Linked DNA regions of Homo sapiens: region 1 is linked to region 2. Evidence: chromatin loops called from intact Hi-C (ENCODE). Cell type or tissue: CD14-positive monocyte. All regions are shown on one strand. Links, peaks and the distances in the headings refer to the core of each region. The heading gives the core; the rest is flanking DNA.

Region 1 (8,000 bases), core at 1-8,000, 50 kb after region 2:
TCTTTCTTTGGATATGTACCAAGCAGTGGGATTGCTGGATTATATGGTAGTTCTATTTGTTTTCTTGAGGAACCTCCATACTGTTCTTCGTAGTGGCTGTGCTAATTTACATTTCCACCAACAGTATAGGACTGTTCCCCCTTCCCCACATCTTAACCAGCATTTGTTACTGCCTGTCTTTTGAATACAAACCATTTTAACTGAGGTGAGATGTTATCTGATTATAGTTTTGATTTGCATTTTTCTGATGACTAATGATGTTGAACATCTTTTCATATACCTGTTGGCCATTTATAGAGATATAATTTTTTTTAACCTAAGATTAAAAGTATATTGTGGTATTTTGCTTCAGGACATAATCATGAGATTTCTTTGTTGTTGTTTTGAGTGTAAATTAGGTGTTTCAATATAAGATGAAATAAATCTGAAACCAAATGTATCAAATGATTGGATCTCTGACAAGATCTATGGAAGGAAAATGCAAAGGCAGCTCCTTGTGACTTCCCCTTTTTATTTGTAAAAGCCCTGGTTTACAAATAGGTTGATATTCCTAGTGTTTGTTTATGTAAGGAAATAATGCAGTATTTACTGGATACACCTACCAGCTCATAAAGTTCTATTTAAGCTGAGTTTTCTTTTCTTTACTTTCTTTCTTTCTTTTTGTTTCTTTTAAAGACGGGATCTTGCTCTGTAACCCAGGCTGGAGAACAGTGGTGCGATTATAGCTCACTGCAGCCTCAAACTTCTGGGCTCAAGTGATCCGCCTGCCTTAGCCTCCTGAGTTGTTGGACTACAGGCATGTGCCACCATGCCTGGCTAATTAAAAAACTTTTTTTTCTTTCCCCAAGCTGTTCTCGAACTCCTGGGCTCAAGCAATCCTCCTGCCTCAGGCTCCCAAGTAGCTGAGTTTACAGACCTAAGCCACTACATCAGCCATATGCTTTAATGTTTTTGAATACCGTATTGTACTAACTGTGCTAGAACCCAAAAAACATAACCATTTTTTTCCATAAATTGAATTCCAAAATTTAATATCTTCTTGCTACCTTAGGAGACGGTCTCTTTTTCCCTAAATGCCCCTTGCAGAAAAAGTTCATTAGCTCTAAAAATCAGGTTAAGAGAAGTTGGAGGAGGTGTGTTTTTGTTTTTGTTGTTAACTTTTATGAAAATTTCAAATAAACCAAAAGTAAAAGACCATAATGAATTAAACTACCACCAAATATACTTAGCAATTTTTTGTCACACTTGCTTCAAAACAGATTCTTTTATTATAGTTAAAATAGTAAAACTTGCATTGACAGTATTAAAAGAAGGAGGATATATGTGAGATTGGACATCGTTTTTTACTCCTTGATTTCTCTTTTATTTTTATTTTGGTGACTGCTAATTTTTAAAACATTATTTCTAAGCCAGTTCACCTAGCTTTATTGGGGGAAAACTATAATTGTGTGTGAGAGTATGTGTGAGTGTGTGAAATTTTCCATAATAGAGTTTGCATATATATGTATTATGTTACTCATATGTGTCATTATGTATGTAAATCATATAAATTTTATAAGTACATATTTATAAATATATGTATAGATAATAAGCTATATCTACGTATATATACCCTTCATTATGGAAAATTTCAAACATACAGCAAAGTAGAGCTAATACTGTAATGAACCTCCATGAATACATCACTCAGCTTCAACAGTTTTCAGTTTATGATTCATCTATAACACTCTCCTTTCAGCTATTTAAATATTTAAAAAAATATGTAAGTAGGGCATGCCAAAATTGAAGACTACCTTTGTACATACAGGTGTTTGAGTTTAATGAAGAAGGGAATAGAAGACAAAAATTAAAGTAAGTGTTGATACTAGTATGCTAAAAAGGAGTAATTAGCTAAGCAAGCATTAATTGAACCTCATGAGTGAACTGCCAGAAACTATGAGATAACTCCAAGATACAAAAATTACTAAGAAAATGTAGTTCATTGTGAGGTGAACTTCAGTAGAGGTTTCAACATGTTTTAAGAGCAGAAATTAAGGTAGACTGGGAGGAGGAGGATGAAACATTAGAGAAGACTTCTTATAAAATGATTAGGAACTTCAGGTCTGAGATGATCGTATGAAGAAGTGAGAATAAAGTACTTGGCTATGGCACGTTTCTATGTAGACAGAGCCAAGGGCTGAGGAAAAGACCATGCTGAAACATCTCAAAAAGCAGGTGTGATAAATACATTCAGTTTTTAGTTATCTAAAAATGGAATGGAAAAGAGTAGTTATAGGATCAATATGGTCAATCCAAGTACCTTTTTTTAAAAAGTGATAAAAACAGATTTTATTCAGGAACTAATGCAATAGGGAAGAGACATCTAAGTATGGAACTGGGCTCAATTCTGAATACAACGAAAATGGAAGATTTGTAGTCAAGGAGCAGGGATAGGGTCAGTGGGTGGAAAACACGGATGTAAGGAAAGGAGTAGGGGGATTCTGGCTAAACTAGCTTTACAGGGATTCTTGCTGAAGGCAGACCAGGGTGACCAGATACCCTGGGGGATCCTGGGGATAAGGAATTTGATCATATTGAGGTGATCAGAAATGGAGGGTAGGGATTCTTTCTGAACTGACTTAACAGGATTCTTGCTGTAACTGGGCAGTCCAGGCCCAACAGGAACAGACACTGAAGCCCAAGGTCAAAGCCTAGTTGAGAAGAGGGTTTAGAGAAACCTAATGTTTGGTCAAGAGGAGAGTATTTGTCAACTAGGAAGAAAAAAATTACATAGGTATTGCTATGTCTTCTGACATGAACAGGCAGCTCTAATCCTGTGTAGACTGCACTGTCCAGAGATAATCACACTATAGGTTTTATTAAGTGGATTTTAAGGGTAGTCTTAAGGGGGGAAAAGGGAGAAAAAGTGTTACTGGAAAGCCTCATGCATTTTTTTTTTTTTTGGAAGAGGAGGTGTAAAAAAGAGAAGCAAATAAGCCAGTTATGCCTTCAATACTTTGGTGAAGCACTAAGTATCCAAGTATTTTCAGCATCACTAAGGGCTTTATTTTATTCTAGGAAAATGAATTATAGTGCCTACTACATTCACAACCCTTGCACAATTCTCATGCCCATCATCTTCTACTCACAGCACATGCAAAGAAGCCAAAACAGCCATGTTTTATATCATATGACCCTGCTCTTTTGGCTACAGGTATTGGATTACAAGCATGGGATCTCATGGCAGCCAACACATAGATTGTCTGTTACCTGTGATGTGTGACTTTGTACGAAATGATTTGAGCCAATCATATTCTTACTCATATTTACATGAACAGAGGAAAAGAAAATCAGGCAGCTAAAGCTGGAGGAAACAGAGAAGTCCTTGAGATAGATTTGGAGCCATGTATTAGGCTCAGATGCCTTATATTTGCTTTGGATTGAATTGCTAATGTTCCAACTGAGGTATCCTGGGAATTTGCATGAATGAAAATAATCAGACTATGCTTTGTTTAGTAACAACTCAATCTGTAACATAAGTTCATGATATGTTATAAATTTAGGTTAGGTGCTTCCTTTTTGAGATTATATATCATATATATTATATATAATATTAAATATATATTAAAATATTAAATATATCAATATTAAATATATTAATACATAATTATTTTATTAAACATATTAATATATATTAATATATGATATATTAATATATCATATATTAATATATTAAATATATTAATATATAAGTATTAAGATATTAAATATATATATTATATATCTCAAAAAGGAAGCACCTGATCTAAATTTATATATAATATAATATATAGCTAATTATATATGAGATATATAATATATAATTAATTATATATATTATATTATATATATATATGATGAGGAATGCAAGCAGTTCTTATATGTAATTACTCAACCTTGAACCAGAATTTTCTCTTAGGCCCCAAACAAACTTCTGTATTATTTAATTGTAGAATTTAACAGTAAGGAAAACTTTTTTTAAAAAATTTAGTCTTTGACACTTATCTCTATGAGTCAAAATTTTTGCAATTTTGTGAACCAAAACAAAATACAGAAGTAGATTCATGACATGGTTGGCATCATTGCAGCTATGATCTCTAACCTCAAGTTTAAGATTTTTGTGTTCATTGAAACAATGTAATTGTTCTTACTATTGACTAAGTGTTGTAAGTTTGAACTTACATTTATATTTTTAAAAATATTCTTGGCCTGGTGCGATGGCTCACGCCAGTAATCCCAACACTTTGAGAGGCTGAAGTGAGAGGATTGCTTGAGCCCAAGAGTTGGAGACCAGTCTGGGCAACAAAGCAAGACCTCATCTCTACAAAGCATAAAACATTAGCTGAGTGTGATGGCACACACCTGTAATCCTAGCTACTTGGGAGGCTGTGGTCAGAGAATCACTTGAGACTTGGAGGCTGAAGCTGCAGCTGTGATCGCACCACTGCACTGCAGAAGCATGGGCAACCGAAACAAAATTCTCATATGTCCTTTGAGTTTGTGAAGTACCAGATGCTGTGCTTGGTGTTGGAGACACAGTGATGTCTTCTTAGGAGTATTTATCTATTTGAATAGATATTAAGGAAACAGATGTGAAATTTTATCTATGTCAAGATGGAAAAATGACAGAATCTCTTAGAAATGTGTTGAAGTTTGCAGGATGAGTTAACTGGGATAGGGAGGGAGACATCAGTGATACAGGCAGAGGGGATTAGCAGTCTTAACGATCCTGTAACAGGAAGGAATGAGGTGAGCTTGGAGGACTGAAAGATGGAAAGAAGAGAGGTAATACGGTGTGAGATGAGACTAGAGTTATGTATGAGGTAGACTGTGTGGTTTTGACCATTATGTTAAGAAGTGGAGGTTTTTCTGCTTTAATTTTAAAGTGATGAAGTCTTTGAATAATTCAGAGAGTTGCAATATGATCACATTTACATTTTGAAAAGAACTTCCTTCTTGTGGCAGAGTGCACAGATTGGGGAACTAGAAGTGGGCAGAATGGATGTAAAGAGACCAGTTAGAGGCTATTTCAGTAGTCTAGTTAAAAGATGATAGCTTGGATTACAGTGCTAGTAGCAGAATAAGAAAATAGTATACAGATTTCAGAGATATTTAGGAAGTGACAACCTTGTTATGATTTTTGTATAGGATGTGAGAGAGAAGGAACTTTCAAAAATGACACCTAGATTTCTTCAACTTAGGTGGCGGTAAGAGAATACTGAAAGCAGATATAGTGCATATGTTTGTTTTGGGAGTGGATGGTAGGTGTCTGATCAGGAGTTTAGTTGAATGTGGAGTCTGAGATGCATTTGTGACATTCAAGAAAAACATTCCACATGGGTAGTCACATAACACTGGTTTGGACATGAGAAGAAAGATCTAGTTAGGGAGATGATATTAGTGAATTGTGGGCATACTGGTAATAATTGAAGACTTGGGTGAATGACATCCTTTCGGCAGAGATTTTAGAGTGAATTAATAAGAGTATCTTAGGTAGAGGAGGCTACCTATACAGAAAACAGAGAAGATTAGAGAGGTGGGGGTAAAAAAATCAAGAGACTGTTGTAGTCATTAAAGCCAAAGGAAGAATGATTTGATAAAGAGGGAGAGGCCAAGAATTATATAAAATGGAAAGTGAAAAAATACTTGTCAGGAAAACTTTATGAGGTTGGACTCTCATGGTTCCTGGTTTTTAAAATGTGTTATTAGCAGTCCCTTGAAGTCAGTTTTTTAAAATGAAAAATTAGGTTGAAAATTTAAAACCTTGGTATTCTTGCTAAAATACTAGGCCTCTTCCATTAAAATATTTCCAGAAGTTTCGGGGGGGTGTTACTCTTTCTGGGGTATACTCAACTTTGTGTGGTGAATCTCTTAGTTTAACTGTTGTTTATGAGCTTATCTGGGTAGAGCTATTTTTAGTTTTTGCTTCTATTGCTAATCCAGGTGTTTGGATCTTGTTTTCAATGTTAATTTCTTGTCTTGGGAATTCTTTGTAAATTTAGACCCTTGATGCTTAGCACAGTGTTTAATTTAGCTTTTTTTATTGGAGCCTTTTAAGCCTTTAGATAGAGAAGAACTTTGTCACTTCCATGGTGGTGGTTAGATTGTTTTCCATCTTTTACTAGACAGCCTTTCCATAATCCTCGCTTTGTAAATACAATCACTACTTTGTTTCTGGCATTTGAAGATATCCCTTTTTAAATTCTGATCTGGTAAATACTTCTTGGAAGAGGAAGGGAGCAGGGTAGCATTTCTAGCATTAGCTTAGCTTTCCATGTTGTTGGCACACAAAGTTATTACTTAAAATTCTGATTTTAAAATTCCCCTCAGAAATTTGGATATATTACTCCTTTGCCTTATTAGCAATCCAGTGGTTCCACTGAGAAGGTATTAATCTAATTTTGTCATTCCTTTGTAGAAAACCTTTCTCTCTGAATTAATGATTTTAAGTTGTACTTCAGTATTTTGAAATGTATTGGGATGTGTATGCTCTGCGGAAAAAAAATTTTTGTTTTATATCAGTGTAAGAACTAGACTACTTAAATTTTTTTATACTTTTTATCTTGTTCTAATTTGCTCTTCATTTTTGTCCTTTATGCTATTTAGCCTATCTTTTATTTTATCTTGGCAATTACAATTTTGCCATTCAAAATCTTAAATGGATCCTTTATCATAAGTCTGTTTCATTAACTATAGACTTTAAGTGCTTCAGAGATGCTGTATTGTTTGCTTATAGCTACACTAGTACTATCATAGGTACTGTTGTTAATCCCTGTTTTACAAATGAAGAAACTAGAATGCAGAGAACATAAGTAACTTGCCCAACCAAGGTCACATAGCTGGTCAGTGTGGAACTAACATTCAAACCTATGCAGTATGATGCTAGAACCTGACCTCTCAACCTCTAGGTTATACTTCCTTTCAGGTCTGAAAGTTTAATATTAATAACTCTTTCAGAGTTAATATAACTCTGGGTTATATTAACCATCTGAATATATTCTCGCTTCTGTTTCTACAGTATTAATTTTTCTATTTGTTGATTTTGATATTTAGCTGTCATGGTGATTGCTTTTGTCAAATGCTTGATTTTTTTGGGGGGGGGATATGTTGCTTATTTTAGTATTGGAAAAGACTGTAAAAATGCTACAAAGCTTGCATCTAGTGATTGTTGGAGTTGAGATCATAACTTGCTGCTGGAAAGGATGTATCAAACTGATCTGGGGTATAAGGATTTCCTGTTCATCTTGTATCCAGCATCGTTCTGCTTCTTGACTCACTTGTCTATGTGTAGTGCTTCTACCTCAGGCAGACACCTCTGATGCCCACTTCCCTGCTTCGAAATAGTAGGGGGAAGGGGATTGACCTGACTGAGTATACCTAATGGCATTACCCTGAGGATTGCTCCAGGCTTTTCCCCTGCCCATGACAGCTGCTTTATACTAAACATGGAATATCCCTGGAATTGCCCTCTATGGTTTGTGGTTTTCTTCTGCCTTTCATTTTGGGCCCTGGTTTCTTCAATTTCATTTTTTCTCATTTGTCTCAGAAATTATAATTTCTTTTTCTATAAGGCCATATTCTTGTTTTATAGTGCTGCTATGGTTTATTCTCTTTATATTTTTAGTGCTATTATAGTTTAAAGCCAATGTTTTTAGGGTTGCAGGATTTTGGGCAATTCTGGTGAGTGTACCGTTTCTTCCATTTTGATGTTATCTTCTGTCAGCAGTTCTTAATCTTTTGAGATTTATGAACTTCTTTATAGCCCTCTACCACCTGGACCCCAAGCAATGGCTAAATGTTATTTTGAACATTACTAGTTTTGTAGGTGTGGGTTTGAAGTTGGGGGCGTTTTTATTTATGTAGAGGTATAAGCATGTTCTTTTGATATCTTCAGATTATGTTATATAAGTTTGATGAAAACGCTCTGAAAGATACATTTATGTAGCCACAGAGTTTAATATAAAGAAGGAGCTATTTCTATT
Region 2 (12,904 bases), core at 2,664-10,663:
GCATAGTATTAGCTGAGCCCATGTGATTAGTCTGTCCAATGGGCTATTAATGGAGGTGAAACAGGCCACATCTGGACTGAATAATTTAAAAGCCAATGTGTGACTCTTCAGTTCTCTCTTCATCTGCCACAGTGATTGAGAAAGCTATTTGGTTCAGATGGTGTAGCTAAATGATGGTAAAGACACAGGCAGCCTAGGTCCATTCATATGGAACAGAGCCCCTCATAAGCCCACTTGGATAGGAACCAGGAGTAAGAAAGAAACCTCAGTTATGTTAAACCACTGGTAAATAAGACTAGTTTGTTTCTGATACTATCTAATACAGTCCACAAGTTTCACCAGGTTTTCTGTGTAGTCACTGAAAATGTACTTGACCTTTCTGAGCCTCATTTCATTATTTTTAAAATATGCACACTGACACTCTCCTGGCAGTTGACATGAGGATTAAATGAGAGCTTTTGTATGCCTGGCAAATAGAAGTTGCTCAATAAATAGTAGCTATGGTAATTATTCAGTATTGCACTACATAAAAGTAACCAAACAAGGCTGGGTATGGTGGCTCATGCCTGTAATCCCAGCACTTTGGGAGACCAAGGTGGGAGAATCGCTTCAGCTCAGGAGTTTGGGACCAGCCTGGGAAACATAGTGAGACCTTATTTATATAAAAAGTAAGCAAAATTAGCTGGGTGTGATGGTGTGTGCCTGTAGTCCCAGCTACTCAGGAGGCTGAGGTGGGAGGATCACTTGAGCCTGGGGGGATCACTCAAGGTTGCAGGGTTGTAGTGAGCCAAGATCAAGCCACTGAACTCCAGCATGGGAAACAGAGCAAGATGCTGTCTCTTCAAAAAAAAAAAAAAAAAAGAACAGCCTAAGTAGCTTAGTGTATAAAGGATGTGAACAACATTTGCTTAGCAGAGTTTATTACTGGGTTCCTGTAAATTGCTTATAACTGTAAAACAGCCAAAGATTATTTCCAATACAACATGTAAACAAGGTTATAATATGCACCCATTTTATAAATATGTTTTGGCACCTAACATTCACACTCCTTTTGTTAACCTCAACTCAAATTCCCATGGGAAATCCTCTTGCCCCCCCCCCCCAACCCCCATTCTCAACCAACATGCTCCAGCTAGGGCTCCATTTACGTTCCAGGATAGAGCACATGACCTGAGGCTAAGGCAGTTATCACAGTTCATTTCCCTCACCACAGTAATTGGTTCAAGGATGAACACATTGTCTGCTCAGAGCTAATAAGATGCAGTGAGAATGCTGGGAATCCTGGAAAAAAGGTATTAGATTTTTTTTTCTCATTTGAACATGAGATGTTGAAATTGTTGGAGATGTGGCAGCCATCTTGAGCCACGAAGGAAGAGCCTGCCTGGGAATAAAGCCAACGTGGAGGTGAATGATACCAAACACATGGTTGTGATGGAGAAATGGCATCTAGTGACATTGTTTGAGCCCCTGATCAAGCTACCTCTGAAATCAAACATTGAGATTTTCACTTTAGTGAGCTAAAAATTATTTTTTTGTTCAATCAAGTGTTATATGAGATTTTGGTCAGAAGGGAAGTTTGGGTATCCCAAAAGCAAAGTGCCCAATTCTGACTAGATGGGTGTAAAATTTAGGAGTCTCTACAGAATTCCTTCCCATTCTTGGAGCTTTTCCTCTGTCATTCTTCCTGGACTCTGCATTGGCCTCTTGGTTTTATTACCTCAAAATCCATATTGTTGGATTCAGAACTCTCCTTTATCTAATGGTTGAGTCTATTATTAGGTAAATGCAGTTAGGCTTACTTGCCTAACATTAAAACTACTTATATAATTAAAATTTTTCCAAAATGACAAATTTACAACCAGAATATATTTCTTTTTCTCCCATTTAAACAAAGCCTTGCATATAAGTAAAGCAGGCATTCTTCAGAAGAGACATACGTTTTGCTCAAGAAATATAGAACTTTTAATTAATACTATGTTTCTTTATCTTAAAGAAGAGAATGTGTACAACATATTAGAATTTATTCTCATTTTTGGTTCACAAATTTGCTACATGGAATTTTATAAACTGTATTTTATAAACTATATTGTAATAACCAGGAACAAGTAATATTTTTCATAGACTGGATTATTATTTTCAATTTATCATTCTCCTGTAATAGATTATACAACCATCTCCTTTCCCATAAGACTTTGTAATGATTCCCAGGAGAATCGATGGTGTATACAGCCCCACCCCATTGATGTGGATATAAATCTGTTTGCATGATTTGGCTTGGTTCTTGAGCTTCTGCCATTCATCCTGAAATGAGGATGATCTGAATAGCCACTGGGTCCAAGGAAACTGAAGAGACACATGGAGGAGATCTCAACTCTGTCCACACCACCAAAAGCTAAGTCTACCTGATATCAGCTGAGCCCAGCAGAATCACAGACTACTCACAGGCCAATGAGTGAAAATAAATGCTTGTTGTGATAAGTCACTAAATTTTGGAGTTATGTGTTATGCAGAATTATTGTAATTATTTTATCAGTAGCTGACTAATACAACCCAACCCTATTATAAAATAATGCTAAAAATAATGCTTTCTCTTTCAAATTTAGTGTCAGGTATTCTGTCTCTGATAATTTATAGTATCTTGAGACTCTAAAATATTTTTATAATCAAAATTTATTACCTTTGCAATATTGTACTTAGGATGGCGAATTGGAAAGCATTCAAGATATACTAGGAGTCACTAGAACTGGATTCTAATCCTGGTTTGGCCACTATAAGTAATGTGTCTTTCACAAGCTGCTTAACCTTTCTGGACCTCTCAGTTATTTAAAAAATGAGGGTTGAACTAGATTCTCTACAGCCAAAATGTTATAGTTGTGGTCTTCAAGTTCATGCAATGTGTGTACATAAGAATGAAATAGAATAATTATGTTATATGCTAAACGATTTCAAATATAGGTAAAATAATAATTCAAGGTGTAAGAATTCTGAGAATGTTTTTATATTCCTGAGTTTCTTAGATAAATGAGATACATGTATCAGTAAGTTTCTTAGATTTAGTCTGGCTGACTCTTATAAGACTCAGGTCTTACAATTTCAAAAATGTTTATGAATATTCTAGAATAGAGAAAGTGACCTAAAGAAAAATGTATTGATTACCTAGGCTGTACTCAGTACACATGTATTAATTAGTCCACTCAGTCTGCATTAGCAGAATACCACAAACTAGGTGGTTTCAACATAAGAATTTTATTTTCTCACCGCTCTAGACACTGGAAATTCAAGATCAAGATGTCAACTGGTTGGTTCTTGGTAAGGGCTCCCTCCTTGGGTTGCAGATGGCTGCCTTCTTGCTGTGTCCTCCCATGGGCTTTCCTCTGTGTAGTGCAAATAAAGAGAGATCTCTGGCCTCTTTTTATGAGGACACTAGTCCTATCAGATTAGAGCTCTACCCTATCACCTCATATGACCTTAATTACTTTCTTAAAGACCTCTTTCCAAATACAGTCATATTGGGATTAGGACATCAAATTTGAATTTTGGTGGGACAAAATTCAGTCCATGACAACACATATAATGAAAAGATAATTTAGTGGAAGGAACACAGATTCTGGTTTCAGATAAGGCAAGGATGAACATGAGATCCTGTTATATAAGGTATCTCTAAATTCTTTCCCATAGAAGAATGACTTATGGGCAATAATACACAAGAAAATTAGATTTTTATGGACTATGCTCCATCTTTTTGCAAGCAGGCCAATCTTTGGATTTGGAGGTGAAGAACTGCTATGACTTTACCCAATGTTTCAATTCATACTTTATGGAGAAACATGGCCATTTCTCTATACAGCCAGGTCCAGACATGCAAGCTCTGCATTATATGTCAGATATGACAGAACTTCAGCTCCATCCTTTTCCTGCATTCTCACCTGGATCAAAAGCAACACTCTAAGATTCCACGTACATGCTCAGATTATCCTACATATAGGACAGCAATCTTGGGCCTGACACACGGAATAAGTATGACGTGCTGAACCCTCTCATCGCTTAACCAAACATACACTGTCACTCTGTCTGGAACAAAATTGCTGAACCACCAGTTCAATCACTTGATAGTATTCTTCTACCAATTCCTTCACCTTAAATTTTACAGATTTGCTCAGCTGCTGCCTTTGCACTCAAGTCCTTTTTTCTAGCAGTAATGTAGAAGTACTCAAATTATGATTTTGTAGTCACACAACTGGGAAGCTGCACTTAGTCTAAATGAGATGGTAGATACAGACACTATGTAGTCATAGACACCTTGAAATTTGCTTCAAGATGATAGCAAACATTTTTGTAAACAAGTGAACGTTCATATTGCAAACAATGCATCAATGGAAACTTCCTTTTAAGAAAAAAACTTTGAGACACTTTTGGTGTTAGTTTTGTAACCTCAGGTAAATATTTTAGTCTTTTAACACTTTGATTTCCTTCACAGTAAAATGAAGACGATAATTCCTACTTTGTAAAGCAGTGGTTCTTAAACTTTGACATTAGTTTGAGAAAAATATCTGGAGTCCTGACTGAAAATGCAGAGTACTTAGGGTACACCCAGACATACTAAGTAGGTGACCCAAAAAGCAGCATTTTTAGGAAACACCCCAATAATTTATGATGTAAGCATTACTGGGCTCTTGTTTTGTGAAATATGATAGTAAAAAATTAATTAAATGAGAAAATATCGAGCACTGCTTCCCTTTCCCATACACGAACAATAATCACTATAACATTCATTTAAAAAAAATAAATCTGAGATCAAGAGTTGGTGACTAACCTAAGTACCCATTGACTAATGACTGGATAACGAAAATATGGTATATTTACACCATGGAATACTACTCAGCCATAAAAAAGAATGAAATACTGTCTTTTGAAGCAACTTGGATGGAGCTGGAGGCCACTATTCTAAGTGAAGCAAATAAGGAATGGAAAACCAAATATTGTATGTTCTCACTTGTAAGTGGGAGCTAAGCTATGGGTACACAAAGGCACGCAGAGTAATATAATGGACTTTGGAGACACAGAAAGAGGAATAGGTGAGAGGGGGGTGAGGGATTAAAAAAAACTACATATTGAGTACAGTGTACACTACTTGGGTGATAGTGCACTAAATTTTAGACTCCGCCACTATACAATTCATCTATGTAACCAAAAACCACTTGTACCCCAAAAGCTATTTAAATTCAAAAATATATTCTAAAATAAAGGTTAGGGGAAAATTTAAAAAGGTATGAATTTAAAAGAATATGATAACAACTTATAAAAATGATAATATGGTATTTTCTTTCATATGCAAAACAAAAGTGTTGCTGTCTTTCTTTCTTTCTTTGCTTTCTTTCTTTCTTTCTTTCTTTTTTTTTTTATAGAGGTGAAGTCTTGCTCTGTCGCCCAGGCTGGAGTGCAGTGGCGTGTTCTCAGCTCACTGCAACCTCCCCCTCCCGAGTTCAAGCAATTCTCCTGCCTCAGCCTCCCAAGTAGCTGGGACTACAGGCGCATGCCGCCACACCCAGCTAATTTATTTTGTATTTTAGAAGAGACGGGGTTTCACTATGTAGCCCAGGCTGGTCTCGAACTCCTGAGCTCAGGCAATCTGCCTGCCTTGGGCTCCCAAAGTGCTAGGATTACAGGCGTGAGGGTGGCTACTTTCAAGACACACTTGAACCCCTCTCACTCCCCAAAAACCAAAGTAACAAGTATATATCTAGGTGCAAACAAACTAGTCTAGGAACAGCCTAGACAAGATGCAGGCCAGTTACTGTGCTCTTTTCTAAGAGGCTTCAGCATGATGTCAGAGCCACAGCCCCCTGTTGGAGGCTTATTGTACATAAGTGACCATATATTGCAGCGTGTGGCCCTACTACCCTAGCCACAACTGACAAGGCCAGAGAAATAAGCCTGGTCTAAAAGTCTGCCAATGTCTCCTAGCCTATAGAGTGAGTGACCCAGTACGACAACCCAATAAGAGAAGGCTATACTGGAGGGTAACTTCTTGACCCAACCACATCTTCTCTCCTTGGGAGCTCCAATCTGAGTCATACTTGCATTTGAGAGGAATGCTGAAGCAGTGTTCCATCCATATCCAAGATCCTCAGATTACACACACATTTGTGTGTACCCTTCCCTGGATCTTTTCCTCCCAATGACCAGAAAGCTGGAAGTGCCTAGAAGCTCATGCATCTTCTCAATTAGTCAATGACTGAGAGGTGTCAGTCTGGGATGAGACTAAAGGACTCTCCATGGTCTTTGCCTGAGATTGCATCGTTGCTTGGCTTCTTAACCTTCTCCTTCCCCTACTGATATTTCCTGAGAGCAATTAATAACTCACCTTAACAAATCACACAAAAGTTCTGGCTCTGCTTCTGAAGAAACTTATATAAGACAGATGCACGAAGATTTCATGAGAAGCAGAGAGATATTCAAGAGGAGGCAATCAGTAAGTGACCCAAATATAACTGTTCAACTCCAGGATGGCTTAAGCCAATGAATGTTTCTTATTCTCTTGGCAGAATAAGAGCAGTAGGAGCCAGAGGGAAGTCTATGTTAAGAGCCTAGGAGAACACTAGTGAGTGAGTTAGGGGGAGGAGAGGCAGTCACAAAGGAAACCAAGGCAGAACAGTGGAGAAAGCGTCTGGACAGGGTGTGGGGTAGGGAGCTGCTGAGTACAGGAAAGATGACAGGTCATGCTGCTGGCTTAGTAGAGTTTTGTTGAGCCACCAGAACCACTGTATGACATAACTTCCTGTTTTCTATGATGTATGGCTCTACAGCTGCAATGATATCTGTCTGTTACTCCTCTGTGTATCCTTTTTAATAAACTCCATTACCCAGTGACCCAAATATAACTCTGTTCTTTGAAAACTCAAAGGGCCTAAGAAACCCACACTGTCAGAAGTAGAAATAACACCCCAATCATATGCTTGTACAATGTTTTAGATGTTTAGATTATATATTAAGTAGGTCCGTTCAGCTCCTTTTAATTTCGTTTTTATTATTAAAATTATAATGTGTTTTCTATGTTATAACATCTAGCTAATGCAAACTCCATTCTTTATTGTGTCACTAATTTAATAACCAACAAAATCCCTTCTAATTCCTTAGTAAATGAATTTGTTCTGTGTAATTATTAAGTGGAATACATTTCTTCAGTATAAAATTTATTGTACCTAAATTTAAAATTAAACATTTGACATATCAACAATTTACAACAATAACAAGTAGAGGGATTTTCTTAAATGTATAATTCTGAAGCTCAACATATTAAGTTCTCTTGTTAAGCCAGAGAGAGTCCCTATTTCAAATTTTCTGTTTTCTTGACGCCTATAGGTTGAAATCTTTGTTTTATAGGCTTCTGCTTGGAACTTCACTGACTCATTTTATGGTCGACCACATAAGAACATAGCTTAATAAATTCTCTTAAAAATAAAGTGCAGATATTGATTCTGTGATTGCTTGGATTAAATTTTTAAAAATACGAACACAAATCTATGGGCATAGGTGATGGTATTGCATCTGAAGCACCGTAATTGCAGTTAAACTGCATTGAAAGAAAACATTTGCTGAAGTAACCTATTTATTCATCTACTTCTATAAAGCTCTCAGGAAACAGCGGACCGTTTAGTTATACATCAGGAAGGCACACAAATTAACGACACTAAAACTAAATAAAACAATTCCCTTTCCATCAGGGGAGGTGTTTGCTAACAATTACTTTACCTAAAAAAAATTCTATCTGAATTTCTTAACACATCATAAAAAATCGCTTCATTGCTTCAAAGATACTTTCAGGAAGTACATGATCTAGAATAGATAATCTAGGGGATATGATAAATTGAACAGTAGAAGAGTTTTTGTTTTTCAAGAACAGATTTGCATTAATTTAATGCAGACGACCTCATTTTCTGAGCAACTAGCAAATAAAACTATACATGTTAATGGTTTCCATAACATAGGAGCATACTATTCCAATAATTGTGCTTAAGAATATACAATCAGTAATGGCAATTCTGCCTCATTGAGGATGTGAAAAGACTGTCTTAAATGTTAAATAAGTACCCTTAGCCTTACTCATGAAGGAAATGCAAATTAACACTACCAGTTTGTACCTCATTTGTTGGCAAAAAGCCAAGAGTTTGTTAACACACTCAGTTGGTAAGCCCTCAGAAATGGGCTTCTCACACATTGTGGGAATGCAATTGGTACAACCCCTTACCGAGAACAACTTATCTATTGAAATTACAAATGGACATACCTATACCAAATTTTCCTTATGGTAATTCCAATCAACACACTTGCACTTGGGCAAAATTCCTTCTGCATAAACTTATTCATTACAGCCTTATTTGTAGTAGTACAAGACCAGTAAAAGCCTAAACATCCACTAGCAGGTGATTGGTTGAATTAATTATGGTGCATCCTCTGGGATACTATGAAGCCATAAAAAGGAATGAAAAGTGCTCTATGAGCTGATAGAGAAAGATCTTGAAGATAAATATTTAGAAAAAAATTCAAGATGGGGAAAAGTATGTATAGCATGGAAAAAATGAGAAAATAAGAAAATAGCTTCACATGTGTTTGCATTTCCACAGAGAATGTTGAAAGGATACAATATAAAATAATGAAAATGATTACCTATTTGGATGAGGAGAGGGAAGGATTTGGCTGTCAGGAGACAGATCGTGAATGTATTACCTCTGTATAGAGTTAAATAAAAACTAATAAGAAATAATAAAATCAGTTCTCGAACACAGGCTGAAGAACCTTAGCTTCCAAGTTTGCATCACTTCAAGGATAAGGAATGCTCTAGTTCAGGGTTTGGCAAAGTACAATCTTTGGGCCGAATCTGGTTTGCTGCCTGTTCTGGGAAATAAAGTTTTATTGGAACACAACTATCGCATTTGTTTATGTATTGTCTATGGCTGCTTTTGCACTACAATGGCAAAGTTGAGTGGTTGAACCATATGACCCATAAAACCTAAAATATTTACTGTTTGGATCTTTATAGAAAAACTTTGCTAGCCTCTGCTCTGTATTGATATCAGGTCTGAATCAAGTCACAAGTGAATAAGGAAAGGTGTCTACCCCCTTCCTCACTTAAAATACTTCTTCTATACCTTCTTCAATTTTTATTTTATTTTTTTCTGTGTTCTAGAGTATGTGCCTTTTTTAAAATTACATATTGACAAATTATAGTTCCATATATATTCTTCAGATTTTATATTCTTTGGTGCTAATTCTATCTAGTATGCACACTAGATTGTAAATAACTATACTCAGGTTGCTTTCCTCTTGGTTGAAATTCTACATCCTAAATATAGTGGAGAATTATCTTTTCCTTTCTACATCCAGACTTGCTTCCTTTCTGTAACAGTGCCTCAGATTTCTTACAAGTTAGGTTTGACCCAACTTCAACTCCAGGATGCTTAAGCCAACTAGGGTTTCTTATTCTCTTCTTAAAGGCACTTGGTCAGGAATCAGTATATAGTCTGGGTGTGGTGGCTCACGCCTCTAATCCCAGCACTTTGGGAGGCCAAGGTGGGCAGATCACCTGAGGTCAGGAGTTTGAGAGCAGCCTGGCCAACATGGTAAAACCCTTCTCTACTAAAAATACAAAAATTAGCCCAGCGTGGTGGTGGGCGCCTGTAATCCCAGCTACTCGGGAGGCTGAAGCAGAATTGCTTGACTCTAGGAAGTGGAGGTTGCAGTGAGCTGAAATCGTGCCATTGCACTCCAGCCTGGGCGACAGACTGAGACTCCGTCCCAAAGAAAAAAAAGGAATTGGCACATGATCTAAGACAGACTAATTAGAGCCACTGGAACCTAATTTCAGGACTTTTGTTTGTGCTCTCAGGAAAACCAGGCATGCCTAAAGAAATGAAGCTGCAAACTTACAGCAATATAAAGTCAATATGGTCATGGGAGGTGGTGGTGCCAATATGACCTAAGAGAAAGTCTGCTAAAATAATTTCTGGGAAAATGTTTTTCTTAAAAAAGGAAGACATATGTGATTGGCATCTTCCTGTCTCCTAATCTTCTGCCTCAAATGCTGATGTGATGTCTGGGGCTGCAGCAGCTGTCTTACAATAGTGAGGCAATAATCAAGAGAATGAAAACCAATATGCTAAGTGAATTGAAAGTGTATTACTAGGTTCAATCAGGAAAACAGAGATACTCTAGGTACTTCAGGAATAAAAGGTTTAATCAAGAATTATTATTTACACTAATGTTGAAAGACCATAGGGAATAAAGATAAGAGAAGTTGTTGCCTGAAGGTCAAGGTCAAGGAAGGAGACTTTGAAAACTTTAGCCTGAAGGACTGAAGCAGGGAGCTCTCAGAAGTTCTCTAGGAAACTGCTCCAACTCTCAATAATCTCCAAAAAGCTCCCCAAAATTGTCTTAGTCAATGACAATTATGTAAGTTGTTCTCACACCAGCCAAAAAGATGTGTAAATCTTACATTTGCCCATTCTTCCTTTTCTATCTGAAATCCTCTCTGTCTTTTTTGTCGACTGAGCTCCCCTCACTGACAAAATATCATGGAGTCATACAAGAAAAGAATCTGGGAAAAGTACTTCTCAGCTTCTGCTATGCAATGCAAAGGACAGCATAAAAGGGGGTGAAAATGACATCCGAGAATCCAGCAAAGAGTATAAAGACAGAAAAAGTTGAAAGCTTTGTTGAGCAACTGACTTCATACCAGCAACCACCTTTCTCTGAATTTCACTTTATGAGAGAAAATAAACTTCTATTTGTTTAAGCCATTATCCTTTGGCCCTTTTTGAAATCAAATGTGTGCCTCACTGTTACAATGTCCTTCTATGAAAACCATGAGATAGTGGGCATAGAAATGTGAATTTTCAAAAGTACTAAAATAGAAAATTAATTTCCTATATATGATCTGGAATTTTAAGACTAGAGTGTTGTGTTGTTTCAATGGTAGCAAATAAAGATAAAATGTGACACTGCATCTCAGCTGTAGATTACTGGCTCATTTCCAAGTGTCCCCTGCTTGGCTTTGTTTTTCCTTTTCCTCTGCTTTTTTTTTTTTTTTTCTTTTTTTTTTTTTTTTGAGACGGCGTCTCGCTCTGTCGCCCAGGCTGGAGTCCATTGGCGCGATCTCGGCTCACTGCAAGCTCCGCCTCCCGGGTTCACGCCATTCTCCTGCCTCAGCCTCCCGAGCAGCTGGGACTACAGGCGCCGGCCACCGCGCCGGGCTAATTTTTTTGTATTTTTAGTAGAGACAGGGTTTCACCGTGGTCTCCTTCTCCTGACCTCGTGATCCGCCCGCCTCGGCCTCCCAAAGTGCTGGGATTACAGGCGTGAGCCACCGCCCCCGGCCTTCCTCTGCTTCTAATGCATCCTTCCCACACTCCAAATCTCACTTGTCAACATCCTACCTATTCATTTTTTTTTTTTCTTTCTGTCACCCAGGCTGGAGTGCAGTGCTGTGATCTCGGCTTACTGCAACCTCCGCCTCCCAGGTTCAAGCCATTCTCCTGCCTCAGCCTCCTGAGTAGCTGGGATTACAGGTGTGCACCACCATGCCCGGCTAATTTTTGTATTTTTAGTAGAGATGGGGGTTTCACCATATTGGCCAGGCTGGTCTCAAACTCCTGACCTTGTGATCTACCTGCCTTGGCCTCCCAAAGTGCTGGGATTACAGGCGTGAGCCACAGCTTCCGGCCAACATTCTACCTATTCTTTAAGGCCAATCACTTCATGAACATGTCCTTGATGACTGCCCAGACACAAGCTCTCACTCTTCACAGTGATCATGATAGAAAACATTCTCTGCCTCATACTGGATTTTGAGCTAGATTAGATCACAGCAATCCCCTTATCATCTACCGCAAAGGCCAACAAACTCTGGTCTGCAGGTGTGGTTGTGTTTACTGAAGAACAGCCATGCCTGTTCTCTTACATATTGTCCATTGCTACTTTCACACTACAACAACAGGGTTGAGTAGTAGCCTGAGACAGCATGGCCCACAAAGATGAAAATATTTACTGTGTTGCCTTTTACAAAAAAAGTTGCAGACCCCAGTTCTATTGGATTATAAATTGGAGGTTATTATTCATTATCAGCAGCTAGGTATTGCCTAACTTTGTAAGGTGTTTTATTTGAAGCAGGCATTTTCTGGCTTAAAGAAATAAAGAAGCACTCGTATGGGCTCGGGTCATGGAGAATTATTTTAAGGCTATCCAGGGGAGTAAGTCTCATAGCCCATCTGTCATGGTTCTGAATATAGCAGTAGTACCAGTGATATTGTTAATAACCAACATATATTGAATATTTCCTTTGCGCCAGGCACTGTCCTAAGTTATTTTCATGTATTGATTCATTTATTTCTTCTTATAACCCTAAGAGAAAGGTTCAGTGCTTATCTACGCTGTAAAGATGAGGATACCAAGGAGCAGAGATGGGAAGTAGCTTGCCAAAAGCCATGTGACTCAGAAGAACTAAAGTCAAGATTTGGTACCCAGCGTGTCTGCAGAGCCTGTGCTCTAAACCACCACACAGTACCACTTAGCAGCATACCTAGCTCAAATCTTTTTTCTCCCTCTCTGCTTCTCTCCTCTACTGGGGCTATGGACTACCAGGGAGGTTCTTTGACAGGTGCTTGTCAGAAAGGGACAATATAAGCATTGGGAATTCCCTCAGTTACCAGATATTTGCAAATGTCAATTATATTGTAGACCGTAGCAGCCCCCTAGTGTGGTGTGTCTAGTACAAGCGTACATGTCTTGTTGTTTGTGTTTCTCTAGGAAGAATGAAACCCACTCTCCGACCTGTGTCATTCCTGGGACACATCACAGGCACTTAAATCTTTTCTTGATCACTGTGGGAAAGGCTAGGGACTGCGGATCG

The links. Hi-C counts contacts between places; a loop is a spot of excess contacts. Peaks named below come from ENCODE experiments on the same cell type or tissue, not always from the same donor. Only the 100,000 strongest peaks of a DNase experiment are listed, where the experiment ranks them.
Region 1: it touches region 2 in a loop (2.1-fold over the local background); 7 of 110 quality-filtered maps call a loop at or near these places.

The regions. Positions count from the first base shown.
Region 1 is chr3:31,568,356-31,576,355 of GRCh38, forward strand. All of the region lies in intron 1 of STT3B (STT3 oligosaccharyltransferase complex catalytic subunit B), which reads left to right. Among named protein-coding and RNA genes, the nearest start is that of STT3B, 39 kb to the left of the region's middle. In CD14-positive monocyte, for the core only: no CTCF peak of the experiment used is centred there; a DNase peak (open chromatin) is centred at 4,996; H3K27ac peaks cover 1,721 bases.
Region 2 is chr3:31,515,616-31,528,519 of GRCh38, forward strand. No RefSeq gene overlaps it. Among named protein-coding and RNA genes, the nearest start is that of STT3B, 11 kb to the right of the region's middle. RefSeq lists an enhancer at 11,236-11,736. In CD14-positive monocyte, for the core only: no CTCF peak of the experiment used is centred there; a DNase peak (open chromatin) is centred at 6,736; H3K4me3 peaks cover 795 bases; H3K27ac peaks cover 1,105 bases.